Linked DNA regions of Mus musculus: region 1 is linked to region 2. The links are chromatin loops, found by intact Hi-C in ENCODE. Cell type or tissue: heart. All regions are shown on one strand.

Region 1 (8,000 bases), 130 kb after region 2:
GATGGCTTGCTGGGAAATTGTTTGGCAAGGGTAAGGACCAGACTTCCAGCATTCACAAGAGGGCCTAGAGAGTCAGACAGTGGCCTTTAATCCTGTCTAGGGGAGAAGGAGGGACAGTAGATGGCCAGAGTGAGCAGAGTAGGTTGAGCAGGCAAAGCAACAGGATCTATGTTCAAGTGAGAGACCCTACTTCAATATGCAAGGTAGAGAAGGATCAAGGAAAATGTCTAAAGTCAACCTTAGACCTACACACGCACACACACATACATACACATACATACATGTACTTGCACACACATATACGCACATGCATGCACACACGCATACAAGCATGGACACACACATGAGCAGACATGTTATACACACATACACATAAGAAAAGACAAGTCCTCACACTCCCACAGGCCTATCTGGTCTAGGAATCCCTCAGTAAATCCCTCTGAGTCTAGGCTGAGTTGCCAGCTAAAGCTAACCATCGCAATGCTGATCACAGAATGCCAAAGCACTGCCCTTCCTCCTTCATGAGGGAGGCTTTACCAAGAGCAACAGATCTCATCTGGGTCTAAAAACGCCTTTATGGGTGGCACCGGCATCCAGCCTCCCAAGGAGTAGCAACGCCCAGCTAGCTTGGTGGCCTTAGAAATTCTTTTACCTTTCTAGATGGTGATACTGGAAGACCTCAGATGGCATTTTAGCTCATAACTTAACAAATTCATAGGTATACTCAGCAATAAATACTGATTAATTTTCAATAAGTGATCAGTGTCCAGTTCAAATTGGTTGTGTTGGATGACTTCCAATTGGCTTCAGGTAGACGGCACTTGAAATCAGCAGTCACCGGTCAGATGTGAGCCTTGGGGGTGGATGGTCCTAAGGAGAGTACACTCCTTTCTTCCAATAGCATGGGGCTCTCCAGAGGTGCCACTCTTCACTAGTTCTTCCTAGGAAGTTAGCAATGGCCCTGTGAGAGCTATTCCTTTATACAAGAGCTACTAGAAACTGGCCCCAGACATGCAGCTATGGAATGAGTTGAGGAAATAGCTAAGCAGGTTAAGTGCTTGCCACACAAACGTAAGATTCTCTGTGCAGCAGCCCCTAGAACCCACATAAGCCACACGTGGTAGCATGCGTTTTTATTCTCCATGCTGGATAGGCACAGACTGGAGGATTCCTGGAGCCCACAGGCCAGCCAAACTAGTGTAATGGGTGAGCTCCAAGCCAGTCAGAGACCTTATCTCAAACAAAAGTAGAAGTAAATGGCTCCTGGGGAGGGATACCCAAGGGTGACCTCTGGTCTCCATGGTTAGTCACTTCTGAGCATATACTCATTTAACAAATGTACACACACACACACACACACACACAGCTGCTTCAACACTCTTAAACTAGATATGTAAGTTTTGAGATAGAAGCCAGAGCCATCCCAGAAGCACAGCAAAGTAGTGACAGCTACTTGACACAAGAATGTTCCATCATTTGGCTTTCGTCTCACCTCTGCTCCTGCTTCTAAGGACTGACAGAACTCCTCCACCAGGGAAATAAGAGCTTATCTTAATCAAGTGTCTGTCCTCAGTAGAGGGCTAATGTCCCTTCTCACCTTAGGCATCTCCATTCAGAAAGGCTTCTCTGGTCCTCCCAGTGAGAGGCAGATGGCCTTCCCCTGGTGCCTAAGATGCTAACCTTTATTTCCCACTCTATGGGTTTATCATCCAACTGTAGTTATCAGTTGCATTTCTACTTTCAGAAGTGCAATACTGTATTTTGAGTATTTAGCATAGTGACAGACAGTACATGGCAAGATGCTGGGCTGGAGAGGAAGACAATCAAATTCATTGTTTTAAATTCTCAATTCAGTTTGTGCCCTTCTCCACAGAAGCCAAGACAAAAGGACATCCAGGAGAGCATTTTTAATAAAGGGCTCCTGACGGCCCACACAGGCCTGTGGCAAAGGCTCGCCTCCCTCTACCACAATGTTCACAAGCAGCTCAAGTAAATTCTAGAAAGGAAGAGTCTGGTACCACTCCCTGTAGGGACATCTGCCAGGGTAGTTTCAGCAGCCACTAACAGAAAAATGAAACATGACAATTGATTTAGAACCAGGCATGGAGGCTCATGTCTGTAATCCCAGCACACGGGAGCCCGAGACATAAGGGTGGCTGTGAGTTCAAGACTAGAAATAGCAACATAGGCAGCAGTAGCTAGTTATGCAGTGAGGTCCTGGCTTAAAAGGAAGCAGGAGAGGGATGCAAGACTGTGCAATGGGTAAAAGTGTGTGTTGTGCAAGCGTGATGACCTGAGCTTAAACCCACAGTGAAAGGAGAGAACTAACTCCAAAAACTTGACCTCTGACCTCCACGTGGGTACATGGCATATGTCCACCCACACACTCATGCACACACAACACATACAGGAAAGATAGGAGGGATACTACAGATTTAAGTTGTTCAACCTTGGGGGAATTTGGGTCTCTAAGCTCTGCATTTCAACTGCACTCTTGGCTCTCATGACGCCCCACAGATGTTCCTCTCTAGTCACAATGATAGAGCCAAAAGGAAAAGGAAAAAGAAAAAGGAAAAAAGACTATAGAAGTTTTTAGGAGGAAAACAAAGAAGAAGAGAAAGAAGCAGGAGAGAAAAAAAAGAGAGAGACCACTTTTTTTCGACCAGATTCTGAAGTCAGCTTGGTCCTCAGAAGTCCCTAGATCCCCCTGCCTCTGTCTCTGCTTCAGCTAACAGAGCACCTGGCCTCAGCTCGCACCATCCCCTCCAGTTGTGCACACATACCCTGCCGCCCCACCCCAGCAGAGAAACTGGTGGATAAAGTGTCCAAAAGGATATGGGTTGAGACCCACTGGCCTTTTCCTAAGAGTCTCTCTGTCACTTGCTAGACCTCACTTGTAACCCCAGGGGAGGTATTCTGTTTCTCTGGAGTTCAGTGATTTTATACTTAGAAGGGAAATTGTATTTATGTCCCAAAGTAATGGGGAGATGGGGGGGGGTGTTGGTTTTTGTTTTTGTTTTGTTTTGTTTTAGAGAGAAAGGAGTAAATACTCAGAATGTGCCAATACTTCTGCTACAGTTTGGGTTATAAATGTCACCTAAAGGACCAGTATATTTAAATGCCTGTCCCTCTGGGACATGGTAGAAAATCTAAGGGGGGGGGGTCTACAGAAAGGCTTTCCCAGGGACCCCCTTTTCCCTTCTTCTCATTTCTCTCCCTTGTACACAATGTAAATGATTTTGCTCCACTACAGGCATCCAGTTGATGATGTACTGCCCTGCCACAGGCCCAGAGCCTCAGAGCCAAACTCATCATTCTGAACAAGACCTCCTCAACTGCGAGCCAAGCACATCCTCTCTCATTCTAATTATTTCAAGTATTTTGTTTTAGTGACAGAAAGCTGAGTAATACATCTTCTAACACATGCACACACACACACACACACACACACAGAGGGGGGGGGTCATTATCCCCATGAGAACAGGAAGCAGTCTACACTCAAGGCTTAATGTCTAGAGGAGTCACTGGACCTTTGCCCCTCTTTATTTTTTTACAAGGAGTAAGCAAGAATTGATTACTTCCTTGACATCTTGACATCCATCACACTCAGGGACATATTTCTGAGACAAAAGTCACTGTTGGTTGCTTCCCTTTAAACTTGCTTCCCATCCTCCCCATGGCCAGTCCCTCCCAGCAATCACCTAGGGTCTCCTGCACCAGTGCCATAATCCCAGATAAAGTGTTAGCTCAGTGCTGCTCCCACAGCACAGCCTCCACATGCAGGGATTCAAAAAGACTTAGCGAGATTGTCAATTATACTTTGGGGGCCAAGAAAACAGCAGTCACTTGGCTGAATTGGATGAAGGTTGACTGCAAAGCTGAAGTCACATCTCTACGGAGGATGTTGGCAACAACCAGGCCAAAAGAAAAAAAAAAAAAAAAAACAGGGGAAAGATCCTTGTGTTCTCGTTGGTGACCGTGAGGAGTGAGATCTAACGGGAATGTGCCCTGTGGGCTCTTCCTAGTAGGTGAGGGGCTCCCTAGACTCACTCTTCAGTCTCTCTCCTTTGCTCAGTCTATCCTGGAGGTCAGCCCTGGATGGTTCTGAAAAGCATAGAAGGCTAGAGACTTCTCTGAAATCTTCAGCTGGACTCTGAGAGGTCCAGGACTAGGGCCAAAAAGCTCCTCCCATCCATCCTGAACCCTGGGAGCCATCCAAAACGACTCCAGGAACACTGACAGGTTCCAAGGAATCCTGCCCAGAGAATTAATAATTAAGAGGCCTCACTAGGGTGGCTCCTGTCCCTTCCAATGGACCTGTTGGAGGTCAGGGCTATCGTGGAGGTTCAGGATCATCCTGGTTCAGGGACCCTGAAGCAGAAGGAGAGGATACCCAGTATTTATTAAAAGACTAAAAAGATGCCCTATGTAAAATGGGTAAAGCCTAAGGGTATCCTAGTAGATGAATAAAATTAATCACAAAGGGCTTATACAGTATAATTCCATGTATATGAAATCCACCAAGACCGGATGACAAGTTGGGAAATTACTATCCAGAGCTGTAGGTTTTCTGTTGGAAATACTAAAAATGTTCTATATCTTTTTAGAAATTTAAAAAACAAAAACAAAAAACATGTGGCCTGGCGGTGGTGGCACACACCTTTAATCCCAGCACTTGGGAGGCAGAGGCAGGTGGATTTCTGAGTTCAAGGCCAGCCTGGTCTACAGAGTGAGTTCCAGGACAGCCAGGGCTACACAGAGAAACACTGCCTCGAAAAAAAAAAAAAAACAAAACCAAAAAAACAAAAAGCATGTGTATTTGGCGTGGATGTCCATGGAGACAAGAAGAGGCTGTCCAATTCCCTGGAGCTGGAATTACAGGTGTTTATGAGCTGCCAAATATCCTTGCTTGGAGCCAAACTAACCTAACCCTAACCCTCTCTAGAAGAGCGGTAGGTGTTCTTAACCACTAAGCCATCTCCAGAAACCTAAAATAATTCTTAATTTGGGATGTGTACTGCACATTTTAAATATACTAAAAGCTCTTGAGTTATGCACTTTAAATGTGTGAATTGTGTCCTGTGTGAAATGATTATCAAGTAGACTGTTTACAACACAAACAAGGAACCAGGCATGGTGGCCTATGCCTGTAATGCCAGCACTGAGGGAACGAAGGCAAGAGGGTCCTAGAGTTCCTAGCCAGCGGGGGCTACCTGATGAGTTCCAGGCCAGTCATGGCACAACCTGTCACAACAAAATAAATAACAAAACAAACAAACCAACCAAATCAAACCATCAAAGAACTGTATTAGAAAATCTGGCATTGGGTCCAGGTGCAACAAAACCCCCTCCGTGTTATTCTCTTAACATCAGATCTAAATTCCATCTGTCCGACCCTCCATTCACCCACCCACCCATTTCTAATGTAATAGTGAGGCTACCTATAGAGGTGGAGTCCCTCTTCAGCAACAGAACACCCAATCTCTTTAGTGCAGCCACCCTGAGCCTGCTTGCTACTCCATCCTATAAAGAAGTGCCTTTGGTCCTTTGGTAGAAGCTGAGGCCAGGACCTCCAGTAACTGAAGATTGAGAAATCTCATTTTCTCCTAACCGTGGTGTCACAGAGGTCTTCCTCCTATTTCTCTTCCTACTGCTAGTGCTCCACTTTAACACTTGCTACCAGCAAACAACTCTGCAAGGCTTCCAGCAGAGTCAAAGCCAGGCAGTGGCGCGCGCACACACCTGCAATCCTGCACTTGGGAGGTGGAGACGGGAGGAATGTGAGCCCAAGGTCTCCTCCCTCTGTTCTGAAGAAAACTTTTAGACCAGCCTGAGCTACATACCACCCTGCCTAAATAAATAGATCTTTCTTTCTTGGAACTCCAGTCAGATCTAGAAGTCATGTTCCAGCAGTTGGCGGGGTTGGGGAGTTGGAAGCGGGGGAGGGAAGTGGGAGAGGGATTCATACCACTCTGAGAACTGCACGTGAGCATCTTCAGAGGTGCTCTTCAGGGCAAGTTAACAGCTCTCCTAGACCTTGCCTAAGCAACCCTGAGCACAAGACTAGCTACCCACTGAGCACCCAAGAACTCAGCACCAAGTTTGCATAATGACTCCAAACCGTGGCGGGTAACTAAGGTTACTTACTCGAAAGAATCACGGGGCTCCTCTAACCTAACCTAACCTAGCCCTGCTCCAGACTGTGCATACTGCATGCTAAAGCCCAACTTCTGCAGATGCTCCGGATGCCCACAAGCGGAACGCAAGAGGAGTTCGCAAAAATAAAAGGAAAAAAAAGTGAAGAAGGTTCCTGCAGCAGCTTAGCTTGGTGGTTCCCCTCAAAGCAGCAACACTGGGAGCTTGGTATCATTCTACTGTCTATGAACTCTCACTGGCTACCCCCCTTTCCGTGCAGAGCCTGGTCCACAGCTGCCCCGACGTGCAGCAACAGTCCAGTGAATGCTTGGATGCGTGTTCTCCAAGGACTGGTCTCCCGATCCACTGCCAAATAGAATCTAAACAGCGTTGTGCTCTGTGCGTACACGGTGCTTCCAAAAGACTCCCTAAGCCTTTACCAATTGAACTTGCTGGAGCCACCACTACAGAGCTGCCAAATGCAGCCAATTCCAGCCCGGCGCCCACCGCACACAGACACCATGGGAGGGAGGGATCCTCAGAGAGAAACGGAGGGCTCCTTTGCTGTCCACACACCCGTCGGTCACTAGGCGCGTTGCAATCTCTCTGCCCTGTGGTCCCCAGACAAGCATCTATCTGGGTGCACGGTCTCCTAGCTCACCCCTAAGGTCTCCGGCCACCCCGCGGGCACACTTGCAGTGGTTGGTCCTGGCAATCGCATCCGTCTGCAGGTGGCTCTCACTGGGGCTCTTTCTTCACCTATGAATTATGCAAAGCCGAGCGGGAAAACAGTAGGGAAAGACGAACTGACCTGTGCAGGGCAACGTTCCAGCCCAGGTTGGGGACCTCTTGGCGCCTAGGGAAGATTAGCCGCCGACTGGTTCTTAGCGAACCACTGCCCTGGCTCGCCTTCCCTCAGAGTACCCTTTCTCAATTAACTTCTCTTTCCTGTCGTTCACTCTGTCCTCTCCTTGTCCCTCTCCCGTCGCCTCCTGCCCTACAGAGCTTCCTTCCCCTCGCCTCTCACCCAGGATCAGATAAGAGGAAAGAAACCGCTGCGCGAGCCAATTATAAAGCCAAAGGTGGTGGCGGGGGGCGGGAAGTGGGGAGACAGACCCCCACTTTCCCTCCTCCTCTCTAGCATCCCCGCCCCGCTCGAGTTGCAGAGGAGCCCGCCCCACTCCTCCCAAGTTCAGCCCAAGGACTGGCAGCCGACCCAGGTGCGCGTGGCAGCCGGGTATAGAACGCAATTGAGGAGCCCCTGGGTCCTCCCCACCCCCACAACTAAAGCAGTGCCCTGTGCTCCCCCCCCCCCCATCAGAACCCCCGAGTCACTGGGAAATCTCCAGCACTCGTCCAGGCTCCATCCCCAAAGATGAGTTTTGCCTTCCCACAGTGGGTCCCCTCTCCCTTGCTCTTCAAGTCCTAGGGACCAGCACAGTCGCCAAGGGTAGACATTTATTCAACGGGAATCGACTGGAAGAATGCTAAATTGGAGGGTTTTCTTGGTCGTAGAAACAAAATATGGACAGTTTTATGCTGTTGGACCAGCAGATCTCCTTTCCCCATGCTCAGAGATTACAGTCAGTAGGTTTGAGCGAATCCGAAGGACCCATCGTCTATAAAACTCTGGGGACTCTGGTCTGTGCGGGCCACGCCCTTTGAGAAGTCCTGTTCTGGAATGGCTAGAGATGCTCAGAGCTCTTGGTGGCTGGGGACTGGATCTGAGTTCTTGTCCTCTGGGCGCTTTTTAAAAGGTCATCTTCCCATTTTGTGTCAGGTTAGCAAATGCCCAGGCGTCCAGTGTCACACCAGAAGTTGTCATCGGCTCAAATGGAGAGCGGGAGTTGCATACACGCCGACCA
Region 2 (8,000 bases):
TGTATCCTGCCCCCATTCAGGCTGCCCAGCAGGAGTCGGTGTAATCAAACTGCCAACTACAAAGTGGTTCTGATGTTGATTTAAGGCAGAAATCCTGGTCCTCTGGTGAGATGTAGGTTCTGGCTGCTTTCACATAGACAGTGAACCTCATTTCCATTCTGCCTAAGTACTGACCATCAGTCTTTGTCCCTGACACTTCTAATCCTTTCCAGCCTGTGTCTCCAAAGATGCCACTTACAAATGAAATATGATTCACTCTCTATTCTGCTCAGTGTGAAACTTGAAAAAAGCCTCTCGCTTCTGGGGACCAAGAATAAATACTTAGGGACTGGAGTGTGGTCAGATCTTTTCAGCATGCAGATGACCTGGGAACAGTAAGAGAGAAAACTGATTCTTGTGCCAACTCACAGCAAAGCACCAAGGAGTTGTAGCACCATTGCTACCTACAGTTGTAGGTAAAGATAAAATAGTATTTTATTTTTCATTTTTATTGATACCCAACACTGAAGATTTAGAAAAAAAAAAGAAACAGAAAATTCTCATCATCCCCGTTTAATATTTGGGAAACGCCCATTCACAAAGGGGAAGTCCAACTTCAAGTAACGGACAGATGGGTAAGTTCAAGCTCTGACAGATGTTTAAAGGGAATTCTTTCATAAGAAGAGATGAATTTTGTATTCTTTTCCAATCTGGGACACAATAAAATTAAATTAGCTCCATGACATGAGTGAGTCAGCATGAAAGAATGAGGTAACTGTATATTACTGATAAAGGAAAAATGTCCATGAACTAATTACTGTGTGACACAAAGCAAGACACAGGACACCATGGCAAAATCCCACTTGTGGGTAAAGTAAAAGGCGTTTTTGGAAGAAACCACAGTGATAGAAATATGTCTTCCTAGAAAAAAGAAGGAGGGAAAACACACTTTATGTGACGCTCCCGTTCAGTTATGGATATATGAATGCCTATTGTTCTTAAATGTTGTTGTTGTTTTGAGAATTCTAAAATTAAAAGGGAGAGAGAGAAGACAAAAAGACAGTTTCTTTTTTTGTTGTTGTTGTTGTTTTTGTTTTTTTCCCTGCAAGAAGAGAGCTTGCCTGCAGAGAATACTCTGCCCACTGAAACTAAGGAGAGAGCTACCCTCCCAGGTCTGCTTATAAAAAGACAGTTTCTAATACTAAAACTGTGACTGCAAAACTTTCTTTAGATCACTACAAACTGCTTCCAAAGCCTGGCTTACGCACTTTAAGTGACTTGGGTCATCTTTGTTATTAAGCATTTTTTTTTAATATATAAGATGCAGACATATCCTCAGTTTCATCAATAAACTCAGAATCAAATCAAGGGGAGGTTTGTTTGAACAAAGCATCCGGCCAAAGAATCTCTTGGGTATGAGGAGCACACACTGTGGTGCCACATGCTTATACTCCTTACTTGGCACACAGATGGTCCTTATCATCAACCATATGACAAGCTGTCGCATAACAGATAAACAGGCCTGATCTGTGCTGCTTCAGAAAGTTGAACTTGAGCCAGTGGATGGAAGAAGCTATTAGAAGACAGATATCTTCCGTATCAGGGAAATATTTACATCAAACTAAGAGATCCAATTGGGATTAACCCTGAGTTGGTACCTAACAAGGGTAAGATTAAGGTTAGAGGACTAAAGTAAACCAGGGTCACAAAGTTAGTTGTTTCTGACAGTCAGACAAGCACTGAGCATGAACAGGGAACTTAGCCTATAAACCTGAGAACCCAGAAATTAAAAGCTTCTGGCAGATTGGCATCAGGAGGGCACATAGGCTGTCTTTGAAAGGCGTCCAAGATTTTAAAATGTACTTTATAAAAAAATTTTTTTAAGTAAAGGTCCAGAGAAAAATGCATGATAGTGAGCTGTAGGTCTGAGGCAAATAGTTGTGACTCCCAAGAAGGCAATGGAGAAGACAAAAAAGTAGGTATTCGATAAAACACAAGAGGAAGCACTCCACAGATGCTCAAAGGTGTTGAAAATTCACTGCCACCATTGGCAGTTAGAAAATAGACAGTTAATTTTATGGATGAGCAAAAAGAATCTCGGAGGTGTTGAACTTCTCAAGACTATGATGGCTGAAAGTGGCCTCACAGAGATCCAATAAAACATGCTTGAGTCCAAGACTTGGATACCACCAAAGACCTGTTACCTTCAAACATTACATGATGAGTACCCATAAGACATAACTCCAGTCAACCAGAAAGGAAAGGAGCACCTGATACATTTCATGGCTTTGGTAAATGTCAATGACATACTCATTAAAACATGGTAGATACAGAGGGTGGTCTGCTATATATATTTTATCCATATAAAAGGTCTAGGAAAGGATTTTACAAAATAAAGAGCATTACCTGAGGTTACATAAGAATGGAAAGGTGATAACATAAGGATAAAATTTCTTTGGGATGATGGGGATGCTTTAAGATGGTATGATAGTGGTGTTCCTATGACTCCTCCAGTGTACTCAAAATAACTGAGTTGCCCACTAAAAATGGCTCTTAGATTTAATGATATAAATTATATGTCAAGAACACATGTTTAAAACGTTAGATATATTTATTGTGAAATAAAGTTTCTCTATTTAAAATTTTAGTTGATTCAACATGTTATATTTTAATCAATTATTAGGGAAGCCCCTCACTATGTAGCAGTGGCCAGACTGGAAGTCAAACAGATCCCATTGCCTCTGCCCCTTGAGTGTTACCATCAAGGATGAGTTATATAACACATGAGCTCATCCAGTGTTTTTTAAGGGAGTAAGCTGATTGTGATTTCTTTCTCCATGGTCCTAGAGGCTACTATATCTATACAAGGTGGTGGTTCTTTCTACATGCCATGCAAAAACTGAAGGAAATCCCATCACCTGTTCATATTCTAAAATCTGAATACAAATTAGAGATCCTGAGTTAGGCATACAAATAGAACCACCCTCAGTTCACTACTGTTAAATCTATTTTAGCCATTTCAATGGCTGAGGCCTCCAGGTCAGGAACTTTTTATTAAGAGCTACTGTAAGTCCTAGAGGGGATAGGGGCTCCACAAGAAGACCAGCAGAGTCAACTAACCTGTACTCTTTGGGTTTCCCAGAAACGTCACCAACCAAAGACTATACGAAAACTAGACCTAGCCCCAACACACACACATATGTAGCAGGTGTGCAGCTTTGTCTTCAAGCAGGTCTCCCAACAACTGGGGTGGATGCTTACCCTGACTGTTGCCTGCCTATGAATCCTGTTCCCCTAACTGGACTGCTTTCTCTGACGTCAGTGAAAGACGGTGTGCCTAGTGCTGCAGTGACTTGAGGGACCAGGGTAGATTGGTACCCAGAGGGGACCTCCCCCTTTTCATAGGTGAAAGGGAGGGATAGGGGACAGGGGCCATGTAAGGAGGAGACTGGGAGGAGAGGGGCGGCTGCAATTGGGGTGTTAATTAATGCGGAAAAAAGATACTCTAAGAAGCTGGCACCCTCATCTCCTTGGAACATGTAAAAAGTGTCTTGTTTTAATTTTATACTTGGCCTTTCCATTCCGTGCATCAGATCTGGGGCCAGCTTGAAAAACAACACAAGGACCTCTTAAGGAGGCAATAACTCCAGGGTCAGTCAGTTGGAACACACCGTTGGCTCTGAGCCCACCCTCACTGCTGTGATAAGATGGCATTGTCCTCAAGCTCAGCTTCACACACCACATACCATGAATGCTTCTCTGAGTTTGGATCATAATGTAAATCATTGTTTCAAGCCTTTTGCCATCAGATGGCCCTGGGGCAACATATGGGGAATGGAAAAGAAAATACTCTAACGGCAGTAGCGGGGCATTGTGAAGAATTTCGGGGTGGATAAAGGGGGGAAATTGTACAAGGCTCATATTCCCAGGCAGCAAGAACTATTATTTTTCTAAACAGGGTGAAGCTGTAGATCCATATAGATATGCGATTTGCTTATTTTGAGGGGGATCACAAGAAGGCATTTGACTTACGTGTTTTCTGCATGATGCTCACACTGGGTCCCTCTAGCTCCTGGAGCTTTGTGTAAACACTGATTTTATACTCTGAATCAGGCTGAAGTCCATAGAAGCAATGCCTGTTTACGCCTCCTCCCACCGTGGATTCCTGTGCTTGTGTGTCTACATTAAAAGCAAAACAAAACATATGTGAGATGAAAAACATGAAGCAGCCATTGCGTCAATCATTAACTTCTAAAATGCATTCTAGGAAAAGCCTATGTCACACAACCCCACCATTTGCATTTATTTGCAGCATTGTATCTCCAGGTAAACCTTTTTATATATTCACTGAATTTCTTCTGTTAAAAATTACATTTGTAGACCACTCCAGACTTCAGTATGGTGAAAGCAACCAGGAAATCACCGGATCCTACAACAGATGTTGAGTCATCAACCTTCAAGTGCCAAGTCCAAGAAAGCTAAGACTCTCCATCTACCCCAAACCAGAACTGCTGGCAAGAAGAGTCGTCAGTTCAGTTCCAAAAGTAGTGGGAAGGTGCAAAAGACTGCCAATAAAGACAAGAAAACCCTGCCATGGATCCCAAAGAGAAAGACTTCTGAGAAGACTACACCACCTACAAAAAAGACTTTAAAAGCCAAGGGAAAAGTACTATTCGGTCACTACCACCTCCTGATGGAAGAGATGAAAACTAGTACTGAGACAGAGCCGGACCATAGCACTGTGAAGAGCTCCAGTGTTTCGATGAGTGACAAGGAAAGCCAATAGCCTCTGAATGCCACCAAAGACCTAGAAACCCATTCAAAGGTCTGGTACCTGAGCATTGTCAAACTATGTAGACTGAGTATGTACTACACAGTGCTTTGACGCTGATGAAAATAAAATCAGTCAGATGTGGAAAAAGTTACATTTAATATGGACAAAAATAAGGCTTATTATTGTTTGATTCCCAAGTCATGTCTTTATTGAATGAAGAACTATGACTGCACATAGTTATGTGTACGAGTCTTAACTGATCTGTTGCACTCAACTCCCATTTATTAAGCTTGATTCACCAGAACATAGTCACATGATCACAGACTTACATAAAAAGACCGGTCTTTAACTGCATACAATTTAAGATCATCCAACAGGGTTCCCTTCTAAACAGTGATCTAAGACACTTCAGTTAGAATTTGTTCTCATAGTAACATGCACAAAAGCTTGAGGCATTACCAGGGCAACAGAGGAGTTCCCAGAGTGCCCCGTTTCTTCTCTGTCACACATGATTTTAATGAATATTTTTAGGTTGGCATGCAAAACAATGGGTTTCATGACAGCATTTTCATGCTATGTGTCATTACTCTTTGTTCTAAGTCATCCCCACCCCCTTACTGTCCTGCCTTATCCTCCTCTTTGTGGCCCCTGTCATCTCCTCAAATAAACTGCTTCAGCTTTCATGTCACACAAATTTCCTTCCCCTCTCTTTTTGCTTCTTGTTCCCTCTGAAGACCTCTTCCTCCTCTCTCTTATTTCCCCCTACACATACTCAAGCTTAGTTTATCCTTGAACTCATTGTGCAGCTAAATTTTGTTGTTTTTTTTTTAATTTCTGATCCTTCTGCCTCCATCTTCTGAATAAGAGATGAAATAAGAGACATGTGAACCATGCCCAGTTTTGTGAGGTGCTAGGGACTGAACCTTGGGTCTTTTGCAGAATAGGGGAGCATTCCATCCCCGAGCAGCACCCCCATCGCCAGCCTTGATTTTGATCTGACACCTGTGATGGTTTTATCTTAAAGGCGACTGAGAAAACTTAGCATGCCTCTTCTAAACTTCCTGGTTGCACTATGCAAACCCCTCTGTGTTCTTTGAACAGGACATGGTGCTGAAATGGTTTAAGGCCACAGAGACAGGAGAACCAGGTCCTTTCAGGTCAGTCAAGGAGTCAGGTCACACATCACCGCACCTTCTGTCTTCCCCACGTCAGAGGCACAAAGAACGTTGGAGGAGTAACCATTGACCCTCTTCTCTTTTCCCTCGCCCACAGTAAAATTCCTATCACTTTAGAAGAGTTGGTGCTGGCCCTGGGGTCTGGAGCCAGAGCAATGGGTTAATCACATTCACCATTATGGACAGCCTACTTATTCTAGGTCCCGTGTTGGCTGTTGTTGAATGATAACCACCACCGCAAACGGCAACAGCCAAAGAAGCTAATGAATGCTTGTCGTGTGCCAAGAACTATCATACAGATTTTTATGTCTACTAATCCTTTCTATTCTTATATCACTTATAATTATCCTCACTTTAAAGACAAGAAACTGGAGGCCAGAAACATTAACAAGTTACTACAGTGCCAAGCTCAGCCACAAACTGAAATTTGAATCCAAACTCTAAGCTCAGGTCTCAGAGCGTGTCACTTACTGTCCACTACTACGTTATAGTGTAAAGACTTAATTCTTCACAATCAAACATTCTGAGCACTCTGGAGTGCTCACTAGCTAGAGCCCAGGTAAGGGGTCCTTACAAGTCAGGGCTGGGACTTTCGGGGGTTTTTAACTACTGAAGAGTTTCAGAATCAGGCATAATATTTATTTCTTCACATTTCTAGATATCTAGGTAGATGGAGAAATTGTCATTACTACAAAAAGAACAAATATTAAAATTTCCCTCCGGGGCCAGCAACATGGCTCAATGGCTAAGGGTGTTTCCTGCCAATCCCAGGACTTGAGCTTGACCCTAGGAACCCACATCATAGATGAAGAACAGAACCAGCTCCCACAAACAGTCCTCCACACTTGCTGTGGCATGTGTGTGCTTCCCCATCCCCAGCCACCAAATACACAAATAAAATGTAACTTTAAAAACTTCTCTTGGAGGCCCTTGGTCCTGTGAAGGCTCAGTGCCCCAGTGTAGGGGAATGCCAGGGTGGTGAGGTGGGAGTGGGTGAGTGGGTGGGGGCAGGGGGAGGAGGATAGGATAGGGGATTTGTGGAGAGGAAACAGGAAAAGGGGATAACATTTGAAATGTTGAAATGTAAATAAATAAAATGTCCCATTTAAAAAAAAAAAAAAAAAAACTTCTCTTGGAATTAAGTTAGATTCTGTTCCCTAAATGTTGTCTTTGCTTTTCCTAAAGATTTTTAAAATTTTTATGTATATATCTGTGTGTGTCTGTGTGAGAGCATGCCATGTGTGTAGGCATGCTTGAAGAGACCAGAAGGTGTTGGATCCCTAAGAGCTGAATTTACATGAGGTTGGGAGCCACCCAACACAAGTGCAGGTAACTAAACTACTCCACAAGTCCTCCGCAAGAGCAGCAGGGGCTCTAAACTGCTGAGCCATTTCACCAACTCAAATTGCATATGATTAATCAATGCCTTATAACTGCTTATTGCTAGGAATTTGGAAACTGCTCTCAAAGGCTACATGGATTCAATACATTATATATTTTGTTTAGCAGTTAATAGGAACAACCTGCTTCTCCACAAAAAAATAATAATAATCACTTCAGAATTTTACTTTTAAACCAGCATGTGCAAAATATAAAACAGATGAATTGATTATTAAGTGAAGATAACACAGCACTTTTGCCTTTTAGAAAGCATGACGTCCAGACAAACTTTGACTTTATATTTCAATCTATATCAATATTTATGTATCATGATAAACATTATTTTGAATTTTGGCTATGGAACAATGTTGACCTCTAAATTAAAGTCATTTGGTAAATGACATTTGAAATTAATTTCTGTATATTATGAATATTAAGGAATTTTATAAGTGAACTTTATAAGTAATATTTATTAATATGTTAGCACTGGGCTAAGAGGATGTGACGACTGGGATTCATCTTCAGCATCACAACAAAGAAAGACAAACATACTTGTTCCCAGCAGCATACTGTCTACCTGAGTTGTTTCTCATGTGTCATATGTAATGATCAAGTGCAAAGCATTGGTACTGGACCAGCAAGATGGCTCAGCTGGTAAAGATGCTTGCTCTACATGCCTATTGACCTGAGTT

Evidence for each region. A loop is a pair of places that touch in the nucleus more often than their neighbours do. Peaks named below come from ENCODE experiments on the same cell type or tissue, not always from the same donor. Only the 100,000 strongest peaks of a DNase experiment are listed, where the experiment ranks them.
Region 1: it touches region 2 in a loop (2.7-fold over the local background); 12 of 42 quality-filtered maps call a loop at or near these places.

Annotation. Positions count from the first base shown.
Region 1 is chr15:55,306,931-55,314,930 of GRCm38, reverse strand. Col14a1 (collagen, type XIV, alpha 1) reads right to left here and starts at 7,180. Exons shown (of 48, transcript NM_181277.4): 1 at 6,947-7,180. In heart, no CTCF peak of the experiment used is centred here; DNase peaks (open chromatin) are centred at 4,170, 6,890 and 7,310; H3K4me3 peaks cover 2,140 bases; H3K27ac peaks cover 504 bases; H3K27me3 peaks cover 3,324 bases.
Region 2 is chr15:55,433,099-55,441,098 of GRCm38, reverse strand. Col14a1 (collagen, type XIV, alpha 1) reads right to left here. Exons shown (of 48, transcript NM_181277.4): 24 at 4,012-4,158. Among named protein-coding and RNA genes, the nearest start is that of Gm52209, 29 kb to the right of the region's middle. In heart, no CTCF peak of the experiment used is centred here; no DNase peak of the experiment used is centred here.